Regions from separate parts of the Homo sapiens genome. Here region 2 is linked to region 1. Evidence: read pairs that join two places in POLR2A ChIA-PET (ENCODE). Cell type or tissue: A673. All regions are shown on one strand. Links, peaks and the distances in the headings refer to the core of each region. The heading gives the core; the rest is flanking DNA. Region 1 overlaps GLIS3 (GLIS family zinc finger 3). Region 2 overlaps SPATA6L (spermatogenesis associated 6 like).

Region 1 (5,381 bases), core at 232-5,231:
TAACAAGTTTTACACCCCCCTCTATAATTTATAAGACTGCCATAAGAGACCTTATAAAATACATTGTTGAAGTCCATATTTTGGTACAGCAATATAAATGAAGGGAAAAATGAGCTTAGGCTGATGTGGCCAATTCTGAGTGAAATTAAAATTTGCTGCCTCCTGGCAGTTGCACTTTTTGTTCTGTCTTGTCATGAGCAGCCTAATAAACCATTTATGATTTCCCCCCCGATCTCCCAAGGTGACCGACCTCTATATAATTTTTAGAATCTTTCTTCTTCAGTTTAAAAGTATGAATGACATTTGCCAGTCCTCCAACTTTTGGCACATCTTTCATTTTCCAAGAGTACTCAAAGATATCTGACGGGGCGGAACATTAGTGATCTCTGTTGCAAGGACTCATAATATCTAGAGCTGTGATTGCGAGACTGTGTTTAATTTCACCTTCAGCCTCTTGTCTGATTCTTTCCAGGCATCTGCTGTTGGGGCCAGGACTTCTTCTTTTTCCAAGTTGTTACATTGCATGTACAAAAGAAAAGTTCAGCTGGGTGGGGTGGCTCACATCTGTAATGTCAGCACTTTGGGAGGCTGAGGTGGGAGGATCACGAGGTCAGGAGTTCGAGACCAGCCTGGCCAACATGGTGAAACCCATCTCTACCTTAAAAAAAAAAAAAAATTAGCCAGGTGTGGTGGTGTGTGCCTCTAATCCCAGCTACTCGGGAGGCTGAGGAAGGAGAATTGCTTGAACCTGGGAGGTGGAGGATGCAGTGAGCCGAGATCGCACCACTGCACTCCAGCCTGGGTGATAGAGCGAGATTCCGGCTCAAAAAAAATTTTTTCATTTTTATAGCAAAAAGTTCAGAACACTTCATCTTCCTGCAGCTTTTTAGTTACGTGAAATCCACAAGGTCCAGTGTGTACATCAGTTTCCTTCATTTGCAAGGGGACCGTCTTCAAGTAATAGGGCTTACGATAAGGATGCAATATCAATATGGCCAAAATGGCAACTTGGAAACACAAAATTGAATCAGTAAATGTCAGGACTTGGAATTCAAAGATCTAAGGCAACTCTAGGTGCTAGGTTGTCTGGCCACTGCTGTTGGCTGCAGTTGAGTGACTTCCACCCTAGTCCTATGCTAAAAACAGACTCTGCTCTGTTCTCTGCCTTGTTTTTTATGCCTGCACTACCAAACAGCTTTCTGAGTCCTCCCTTCCTCGGAATTTACATCTGCCCTTGCTTTTGGCTTAATCAAAAGTTTTTCCTCACCCACTGCATTCTGTAGTCTGTTTCTTACTCATTCTATTATCCTGGGGGACTTTCAAGATGGTGTCTGGAAAAATTTAGGAATGGATCTGCCCAAAGATAAAAAGAAAGTGAAGAGTCTGTGTTAGTCCCAGGTTTTTGCTTTTCTTTTCAAAGAAATATGAGAAAGCATGCTAGTGTCTCTAACTCTGTGACAGTACTGTGAGCAGTCACCCTCAGTCATGCCCATGACCTCTTTCTGAGGTAGTGGTTCACCTTGTAGACCACCAGGTCTACTGTACCCAACCCAGACTGCAATGTGCACCTGACCCAAAGACAGTCACTCCATGTGCTGGCCAGCAAAAAGCTCTTTCCCACATAGGATAAGATGGACCCATTGGATTCCTTCTCTGTGAATAATTTTCACTGAAAAATAGGAATAGGACCAGGCGTGGAGTAGCAGGAACAGAAAATTAAAGAGAAATGAGAGACTATGAGAGACCAGAGAGAGACTATGTGTTAATTTTCCTAAGGGAAAGGAACAATCAGGAAAACAAATGTTGACGTGCTAAGGGGCGTTGGGAGATTACTTAATATCTCCTACAGTCTTCGTACAGATCTGTATAATCATATGCATAAATGCTTTATGTCTATTTAGTCGAACTTGGCACTAGGGGATGGAGAGTGTCTGGTTTCACAGGTAGAGTTAAGAGCCACACACTGTTCCGAAGACTTTGATCTTTCTTTTGTTGTAAGAACTTCATTCTCCTGTTGAACAGACTCCCTCCCCATGTCCTTTCTGATGGGCATCCTCAGAAGGTTGCTCAGCTTCTCTGGGACACTGAAGGTGTCTGCCAGTTTTCTCTTCTGTGCCGGACCCTATTGGTGATGTTTGCCTGCTCTGCCCTCTTGGCCCTTACCTGTGCTCTTGACAAGGCCCATCATATTGCCTTCCATTGTTGGTGACAACAGCCGGCTGTGGGTGCTGGCCAGTGCTGCAGGTGTCAGGTTCTGCTGCTCTTGCAGCTGATATATCTGGGAGCCCCCAACCCAAGACTTGCATTGTGTTCTCCAGAACTACAAGTGAACTCTGAAGCTGCATCCTGTTCTTGTCTTCATAGGAAATAATTACTCTTCTCTCTTTTGTGTTACTCAGTCACATTATTCTAAAGAGGTACTGGGTCAGTTCCCAGTAGCTCAAAGATGGTGTGAAAACAGATCTTTCTGTTAGTTTTTCAGGCTTATTCACATGTCCATGGCTGTTGGGACTTGTAGAGAAGAAGGTTTTCCTGGGAGCAAACTCAGCAGTAGAATAGTGTGCTCAAAACCACCTCCCCAGCCCTCCAATAACTGAGTCATTGAGACAAAACTCATGGTGCTGACCTTCTCCTTCTTTAGGATATGATTTAAAGGCCCCTTCCCAGCCCTTCCTACAGACTGACTGATGGAGCCTTCAGCCTGCCAGTCACCCCAAACCAGCCGTACCTGATTATCTCCTGGGAATCCTACCACAGCTCAATCAGAACTGCTCCCCACCCTCACCCCACCTGCCTTAATTCTTAGAAAATACATAAAAAACTCAGTGTACCTCACCCTGATCTCCCACCTCAAAACTAAGAAAACTGGATTTCTTGCTCAACACTCTACACTTCATACTTGAAAAAAAAATTAATTCTGACAGAACCACCTCTGGCCCCTTGCCAAAGACGTAAAGTCTCACTGAAAGTGATTGGGAGGAAAGGAACAAATGGATGCTTAAAGGGATTAAAATGCAGGAGTTAAATTGGGACCTTGAGTGGGGCTGTGGGAAGGGGAGGGGCTGGGAAGCTGTGAATGCAGAGAACCACAGCTGAGAGCATTGTGGCTCCGGGGGAGAAAAACCATTTTGGGTTCTTAGTAGAAGAATAGCCATTTCTTTTGATATTTCCAAGATTGCCACTCTTGGGGTTTGCGCTCTTTTTCACTGTACCTTTTTTTTTTTTTTTCTTTTCAAGCAAGCTCTAATGACTTGGCGTCCTGGCACATAGCTGCATTCTGCTCATAATAATGTGTACTTTCAAGTTTTTACTCAAACTCAATATAATTTCCTTTAGAAAAATGTTTTTGAGAAACACAGTATTAAATCAAGAAAGCCCTTGCTGCTTTTATTGTCACTAAAATCATATATTGTTTTCCAAAGAATACTGCCATTTGTTTATATTTCCCTACAGTTTTTGTTTTTGGGAGTTTTGTTTTGTTATAGTGGCAGCTGAAGTGATTTTGAGTGTTTGCAGCATGATGTTAATTAACCAAATGTTTCAACCTGGAACTTTGAACACCTGGGCTTACATAAATTGCTCAGAATCAGTGTGGAAATCTTCGGAACAGTGGATGTAGAAGATTTGGGGTAAAACAGGCACTAGATGGTGAGGGGTTTTATGCTCTACTCATTCTTTACGCAAAATAAAAACAGACGAGTAAGTGTTGGCCTCTTTGGAACAGATGATTCCCAGCAGCAGTTGGCATGCTTTATGTACTCATGGGTTAACCGGAAGCAGCTCTCAGAATATCCATTTTAATGAAGATAGCTTAGGTTTAGTCTATGTTTGGCTGACAGTTAACACTGTTCCCATTTCACTTCTCTATTCTGCTGACCCTTGGGCTTGATAATGTTTACATCTTGGATACTTGCAAATGAAGAATCAAGGCTGGCCATGGGAATTACTAGGGTGTCAGAGTGAAATTTTGGTACCCAAATCTCTCCACTCATCCTTCCTTCCTTCAGGAAGCTCCTGACCAAGAGATTGTTGACTAAAGAAAAAAAAAACAAAAACCCAAGCTTTTGAAATGATTAACGTGCGTTCTATTCAGAAATCTTATTGAGGACTGTAGATGAGGCCTGTAGCTTGAGAGTTGCTCTCTTGAGAGGTTCTGTCAGCACAGTTTCAGCTCACTGCGTATATACAGGTGGTGGAGGTTCAGGACATGCAAAATCACATCAAACTTGTCCAGAATTACACTAAAGCAGAGTCATATCAAGGTTTGGGCATAAGAGTACACCTGGATATAGGTTACAGAAGCATAATCACTAAGACTGTCAGATATTGTCTTATGTGCAGAAAAAGGCAAGGACTAGGGTCATTTATCTTTTAAGGAAATAGTGACTCAAGCAAGAGACATGAAGTGGGGTTGGGTGTTCTACCTGGTTTTATCTTCAGAACATCTTTCTGGAGAGCTTCACGTTTTCAGAGAGTCAGGGACTTTGTGACGTTAGATTCCAGAGAACAGAAATAAAACATGCCATCTTACATTTGTTACTTTGTCTCACAGAGCATAGGCAAACAAGAACCATACTGATTAGGAAACGAAGCACCGTTTTATGAACAATTAAGTAGGCACCTGATAACATCACAGAGACACACACACACTAAAAATGGAGCTCTGGTAAGGCAGAATTGAGTCTCAATGGTGGTGCCCATGAAGTTGACCCAAGCTTTTTTCCACCAAGTCTAAGGTGCAAAAACTAAAACAGATTGAGATAGTTGATTTGCCTAAAGCAAGGCTTCTCAAAAGCAGCATTAATGACACTGGGGGCAAGATAGTTCGTTTCAGCAGAGGCTGTTCTGTGCACTGTAGGATGTTTGGCAGTTTCCCTTATCCCTAGTTGGTAGAGGGAAATAGAGGCCGGTAGCAAACTTCCACTCCCACCCCCTTGTTTTAACAACCAAAGATATCTCCAGTCATTGCTAGACATCCCCCGGGGCTTTTAATAAGCTTCCCAGGGATTCCCATGTGCAGTCATATTTGAGAAACAGTGTTTTAAAGAAGTACAGTCACTACTGGACATGGCCAAAATGCCTGCCTTGCAGATGTCCTGTGTAATGAACACCTTCTTGATGGTACTCACTCCACATAACTATCCTTCACTTTCAAAGTTTAGCATGCATTAGAATCACGAGGTGGGACAGGATTAGAATGTTGAGAAAGAAATCTTTCTCCTTCCCTGGGTCTGGAGTGGGTCCTGATGTTTTGTATTTCAAACAAGTTTCCAAGCAGTGCTGATGCTGCTGGACCAGGAGACCACCTTTGAGAACCACTGTTGATGACCTTCACTTCAACTCTTACCTAAAGAACAATGACCCAGTTGACCCAGTTGACA
Region 2 (5,381 bases), core at 180-5,179, 610 kb before region 1:
ACCTTGGGGCACTGCACCCTCTGCCTCCCAGGTTCAGGGATCTGCCACCACACCAGGCTAATTTTTGTAGTTTTAGTAGAGACAGGGTTTCACCATGTTGGCCAGGCTGGTCTCAAACTCCTGGCCTCAAATGATCTGCCCGCCTTGGCCTTCCAAAGTGCTGGGATTACAGCATGAGCCACTGCATCTGGCCTGTAAAAGTCTTTAAAAATATTTTTATAAGAAGCCCAAAGATACAAAACTGTAGAAGCACACAACTAGATAACTCCAACCTCCTTGATTTGTCAAAGAGAAGAGTGAGCCTGAGTCACATTTCAGATGCCACTATGGCTCTGTTGAAAAGCTGTACATTTGAGATTACTAGTCAAACAAATCATGGAACCACTTTTTCATTTTATAAAATTCAGTCAATTAATTGTCCTCTTGCATGAGTTGTTTGGGTTCATATTCCTTTCTTCCTGTTGGTTTTAGCTTCCTTGTATCTGTTTCCTTCTCTAGCTGCAACTACTTTCAGCAGGTAGTGAAAAAATTTTCTTTTCCTCGGATCTTCTGTGTAATTCAAAATGGAATTTTCTGAAGCATTTGGGTCAACAAGTTACTCATAAGAATATATAAGTCATTGTTTAAGCAGTTCATGTTGATTATTTACTCCCCAAGATCATACTTGAGAAAATCCTTAGATATGGATATATTAGTTTCCTAGAGCTGCTATACAAAAGTACCACAAATAGAGTGGCTTAAACAACAGAAACATATCATCTCACTGTTCTGGAGGCTACAATTCTTGAAATCAGAGTGTGAGCAGGGACATATTCCTTTTAAAGGCACTAGGGAAGGACCTATTCCAGGCCTCTCTCCTAGTTTCTGGTATAGTTCCTTGGCTTGTGGCAGTGTAATTCCAATATTTACACGGCATTCACTCTGTGTGTGTACTGTTAAAAAAATTGGGGGTGGGGGAAGTCATTAGGCTGGGGCGGCTCCAGTGCTTTAAATTCCTAGGTAAGCAAACTGAAGCCCAATGTAAACAGTAAAACTAGAGTCATTTACCAAACAGATGCCACCAATGAACCTCTAACTAGAGATTTTACCAATAAGAAACTGCCAACTAATCTTTAGCTAGAGACTTTACCTATCAGAAACTGCCAGCTGATCTCTAACTAGGGTCTTTCCACTCCAACAAATTAAATATATTTTCTTTGTCTTATTTTCATGTCAACCTGTAAAAGCCTGCTGCCCATAATGCAGCAGCGGAGGTCTCTGAACCTCTTTTAGTTCTGAGTGCTGCCTAGTTTATGAATCGCTCCTTGCTCAAATAAATTTAATTTTGCCTAAAGTTTTTTTTCTTTTCTTTTTCTTTTTTTTTTAAAAAACAGTTTCTGTGCTCAAATTTTTGCCCTTCCTAAGGACACCAGTCTTATCAGAGGCCTACCCTATCCCAGTATGATCTTATTCTAATTTAAGTAATTTTATCTGCAGTGACCCTATTTGCAAACTAAGGTCACATTCTGAGATACTGGGTTTAAGACTTCATTCCATGAATTTTTGGGGGGACACAATTCAACCCATAACAATGGGTAAAATGAAAGGATTGTTAAAATAATTTAGGCAAAAAAACCCCACTTACCCACATTTGCTTGATAAATCCAAGTCAGTAGGACAAAAATTGATTATATGAGACACTTTCATTTTTGTTTAAGTTTGAATACCATTTAAATCAGAACTTTAAAGCCTGAAATCAAGCTCTGCTGAAAATGTTTTGTTTTTCTTAGGGCCTAGAGCTTAGGGGGAAAGACAGGGTGTACCTTTATTTCAATCCTATCCCAGGCCCTTTTGTTTCAAGAAGAAAATATAAAGATTTGGCAATGGCTAGACAGATATTACAATGTTTTTCTTGTGCTTCACGATACACTTAAAACTTTTGAGACTCTTCTCTCTTTCTTTCCTTATTCTATGGGAGTGTAGCTGCTAGTTGCTAGTACTTAGCTTTTGTTTTGTGTTACGCATAGGTAATATTTCTTTTTATGTTCCTTTTTAGCACAACCAATTGCTTGGAGAGAGAAACCATTCATTCAGTTAACATTTAATGAGTATCTGTTGTATACAGAATGTTTTTCTAGGTAGTCAAACAACACTCTGGGGTTGATTTAAGATGGGCTTTTAGCAACAAACAGTAGAGCTAGGTCAAGTCGATGATATTTTTAGCATGTGGTAGATTTAGCTAATTGAAATTTTCTTGCACTTCTTATTGTTGTGTTAATTATCCTTCATTTATTCTATAATCACTTTTTGAACTTTTAATCAGACACCTATTAAAGGTGCATCTGCTGAATTCTAAAATGTTATGTGACTGGATTTTACATATGTTAATTACTTGGAAGAATATAATTTACGGCTCCTCCCTTCCTTCCTTCCTTCCTTCCTTCCTTCCTTCCTTCCTTCCTTCCTTCCTTCCTTCCTTCCTTTCTTTCACAGGGTCTCACTCTTTCTCCCATGCTGGAATGTGGTGATGCCATCTCGGCTCCCTGCAACCTCTGTCTCCTGTGCTCAAGTGACCCTCCAGCCTCAGCCCCACAAGTAGCTGGGAATACAGGCATGAGCCACCATGCCCAGCTAACTTTTGTATTTTTTGTAGAGAGAGGGTTTCACCATGTTGCCCAGGCTGGTCTGAAACTCCTGAGCTTAAGCAATACACCCACCTCGGCCTCCCAAAGTGCTAGGATTACAGGTGTGAGCTACTGCACCTGGCATTTACAGTTTCTATATGCGCTTATTAATACAACTTTGAAAATTTATTTTCCCCATTTTTCTCTGCAGGTATTTGAAAGTGCAGTAGATCCTGGAGCTGTAGTAGACCTTTTGGAAAGTAGGTACTCTGAAAAACAAAACAAAAAACCAAAAGACTATTGTGTGTAATTCACAGATTCAAAACTCTGCTCTTTTCTAAACTGTGATATGTTCATGTTTGATGAATATTTATTTCAAGACAGCCTACGTAAAATTTGAATCACATTTTTGATTCTGTTACATACCCTTTTCTATATATAGATGGGCTTGGCTGGGCACGGTGGCTCACATCTGTAATCCCAGCACTTTGGGAGGCCGAGGCGGGTGAATCCCTTGAGGTCAGGAGTTTGAGACCAGCCTGGTCAGCATGGTGAAACCCCATCTCTACTAAAAATACAACAAAATTAGCCGGATGTGGTGGCACATGCCTGTAGTCCCAGCTACCTGGGAGGCTGAGGCAGGAGAATCGCTTAAACCTGGGAGGCGGAGGTTACAGTGAGCCGAAATCGTGCCATTGCACTCCAGACTGGGTGGCAGAGCAAGACTCCATCTCAAAAAAAAAAACAACAAAAAAACAAAAAAACTAAATATAGATGGGCTTTGATGGATAGTATGATTCTGTTTGGTTGTTTATTTATAAAAATTGTTTTTATGTGTTTCATTAAATTAGAATATTTTTATCACCACAAAAAGCGGCCCTATGCCCATTAGCAATCACTCCCTATTCCCCACCAGCCCTCCTAGCTATAGGTAACCACTAATCTTTCCGTCTGTATAGATTTGCTTATTCTGGATATTTCATATGAATGAGATTATACAACATGTGCTCCTTTGTGATTGAATTCTTAGTGTAATGTTTTCAAGATTCATCCATATTATAGCATGTGCCAGAACTTAATTTTTTGTATGGCCAAATAGTATTCTGTTGGATGAATATATCACATTTTGTTTTTCTAGTCATCAATTGATGGACATTTGGGTTGTTTCCACTTTTAGGCTATGATGAATAATGATGCTGTGAATATTTGTGTATAAGTTTTTGTGTGAACATATGTTTTAATGCCTCTTGGGTATACCTAGGAGTGAAATTGCTGGGTCATATTGATACAGGAGTGCTGGGAAGAGAAGAGAGTGGTACCTTTAAATGATATGGACCAGGGAAGGGAAGTGCTCGGTACAGGAAGGGTGTGGTCCCTGGCTAGGGCTCCATCCCCACAGACCTAGGTGAGGACAGGCACTCCTGCTTTCCCGCCCAAATGTTGCATTTCCCAAGACCATCCTGGCCCACCATGCCCCCATCCTGTGCCTGTAACAGACGGAGACCCTAGCAAGGCAGAGACAGAAGCGGCTGGACATCGAGAGGAGTACATTGGCACTGGCAGAACGACACGGAGTTTGGCCGGGGCAGTTGGAAGAGAGCCGGGGCTGCCGAGTGGCCCAACTCCAGGGGAAAACCATCTCCCTGCTGGCTCCCCCATCTGCTGAAAGCTACCCCCACTCAATAAAACCTCACACTCATTCTCCAAGCCCATGTGTGATCCTATTCTTCCAGTACACCAAGGCAAGAAACCCGGGGGTACAGAAAGCCCTCTGTCCTTGCGACATGGTAGAGGGTCTAATTGAGCTAACACAAGCCACCTATAGACGGCAAACTGTAAAACACACCCACTGGGGCTTCACAAGCTGTAAACATTCACCCCTAGATAGTGCTATGGGGTCGGAACCCCACAGCCTGCCCCCGTCTGTCTGCTCCTCTAGAGGTTTGAGCAGCGGAGCACTGAAGAAGCGAGCCACACCCCCATCGCACGTCCTGAGAGGGGGACAAAGGAGCTTTTCCCATTTCAATGTGGTAACTGTATGTTTAACCTTTTAAAGAAGTTTCACATTATTTACCAAAGCAGCTGAATCATTTTACATCCCACCAGCAATGTATGAGGGTTCCATTTTCCCACATCCTGGCCGACACTTGTTATTGTCTGTCATTTTGATTGGTAGTCATCTTTGTGGGTGTGAAGTGGTATCTCGTCATTGTTTTGATTTGCATTTCCCTGATGGCTAATGATATTGAACACATTTTCATGAGATATTTGGCCATTTGTGTATTTTCTTTGGGGGAAATGTCTATTCAGATCCTTTGCCTACTTTTTAATGGGGTCATTTGTCTTTATTTTTTGGTTTATTTTGAGACAGGGTCTCGCTCTGTCACCTAGCCTGGAGTGCAGTGGCACGATCATAGCTTACTGAAGCCTCAACTTTCTGGGCTCAAGTGATCTTCCCACCTCAGCCTCTGAAGTAGCTGGGACTATAGGCGCACAGCACCATGCCTAGCTATTTTTTGTTTTTGTTTTTGTTTTGTAGAGACAGGATGCCACTATGTTGCCCAGCTGGTCTTGAACTCCTGGTCTTAAGTGATCCTCTCTCCTGGGCTTCCCAAAGTGTTGGGGTTACAGACATGAGCCGCTGTGCCTGGCCTGTAAATGTTCTTTATATATCCTAGATACAAGACCTTTGTTAGATAGATGATTTGCAAATATTTTCTCCCATTCTAGAATTGTCTTTCACTTTCTTGATGGTATTTTTTTGAAATGCAAAAGTTT

Evidence for each region. Peaks named below come from ENCODE experiments on the same cell type or tissue, not always from the same donor. Only the 100,000 strongest peaks of a DNase experiment are listed, where the experiment ranks them.
Region 2: POLR2A ChIA-PET joins it to region 1 with 9 read pairs; 1 of 35 experiments calls an interaction of 5 or more read pairs at or near these places.

Annotation. Positions count from the first base shown.
Region 1 is chr9:4,040,798-4,046,178 of GRCh38, reverse strand. The region is part of intron 4 of GLIS3 (GLIS family zinc finger 3); the gene reads left to right. Among named protein-coding and RNA genes, the nearest start is that of GLIS3-AS1, 140 kb to the right of the region's middle. In A673, for the core only: no CTCF peak of the experiment used is centred there; a DNase peak (open chromatin) is centred at 2,988.
Region 2 is chr9:4,653,523-4,658,903 of GRCh38, reverse strand. SPATA6L (spermatogenesis associated 6 like) reads left to right here. Exons shown (of 12, transcript NM_001353486.2): 3 at 2,815-2,863. Among named protein-coding and RNA genes, the nearest start is that of PLPP6, 6.1 kb to the left of the region's middle. In A673, for the core only: no CTCF peak of the experiment used is centred there; a DNase peak (open chromatin) is centred at 2,503; H3K4me3 peaks cover 491 bases; H3K27ac peaks cover 5,000 bases.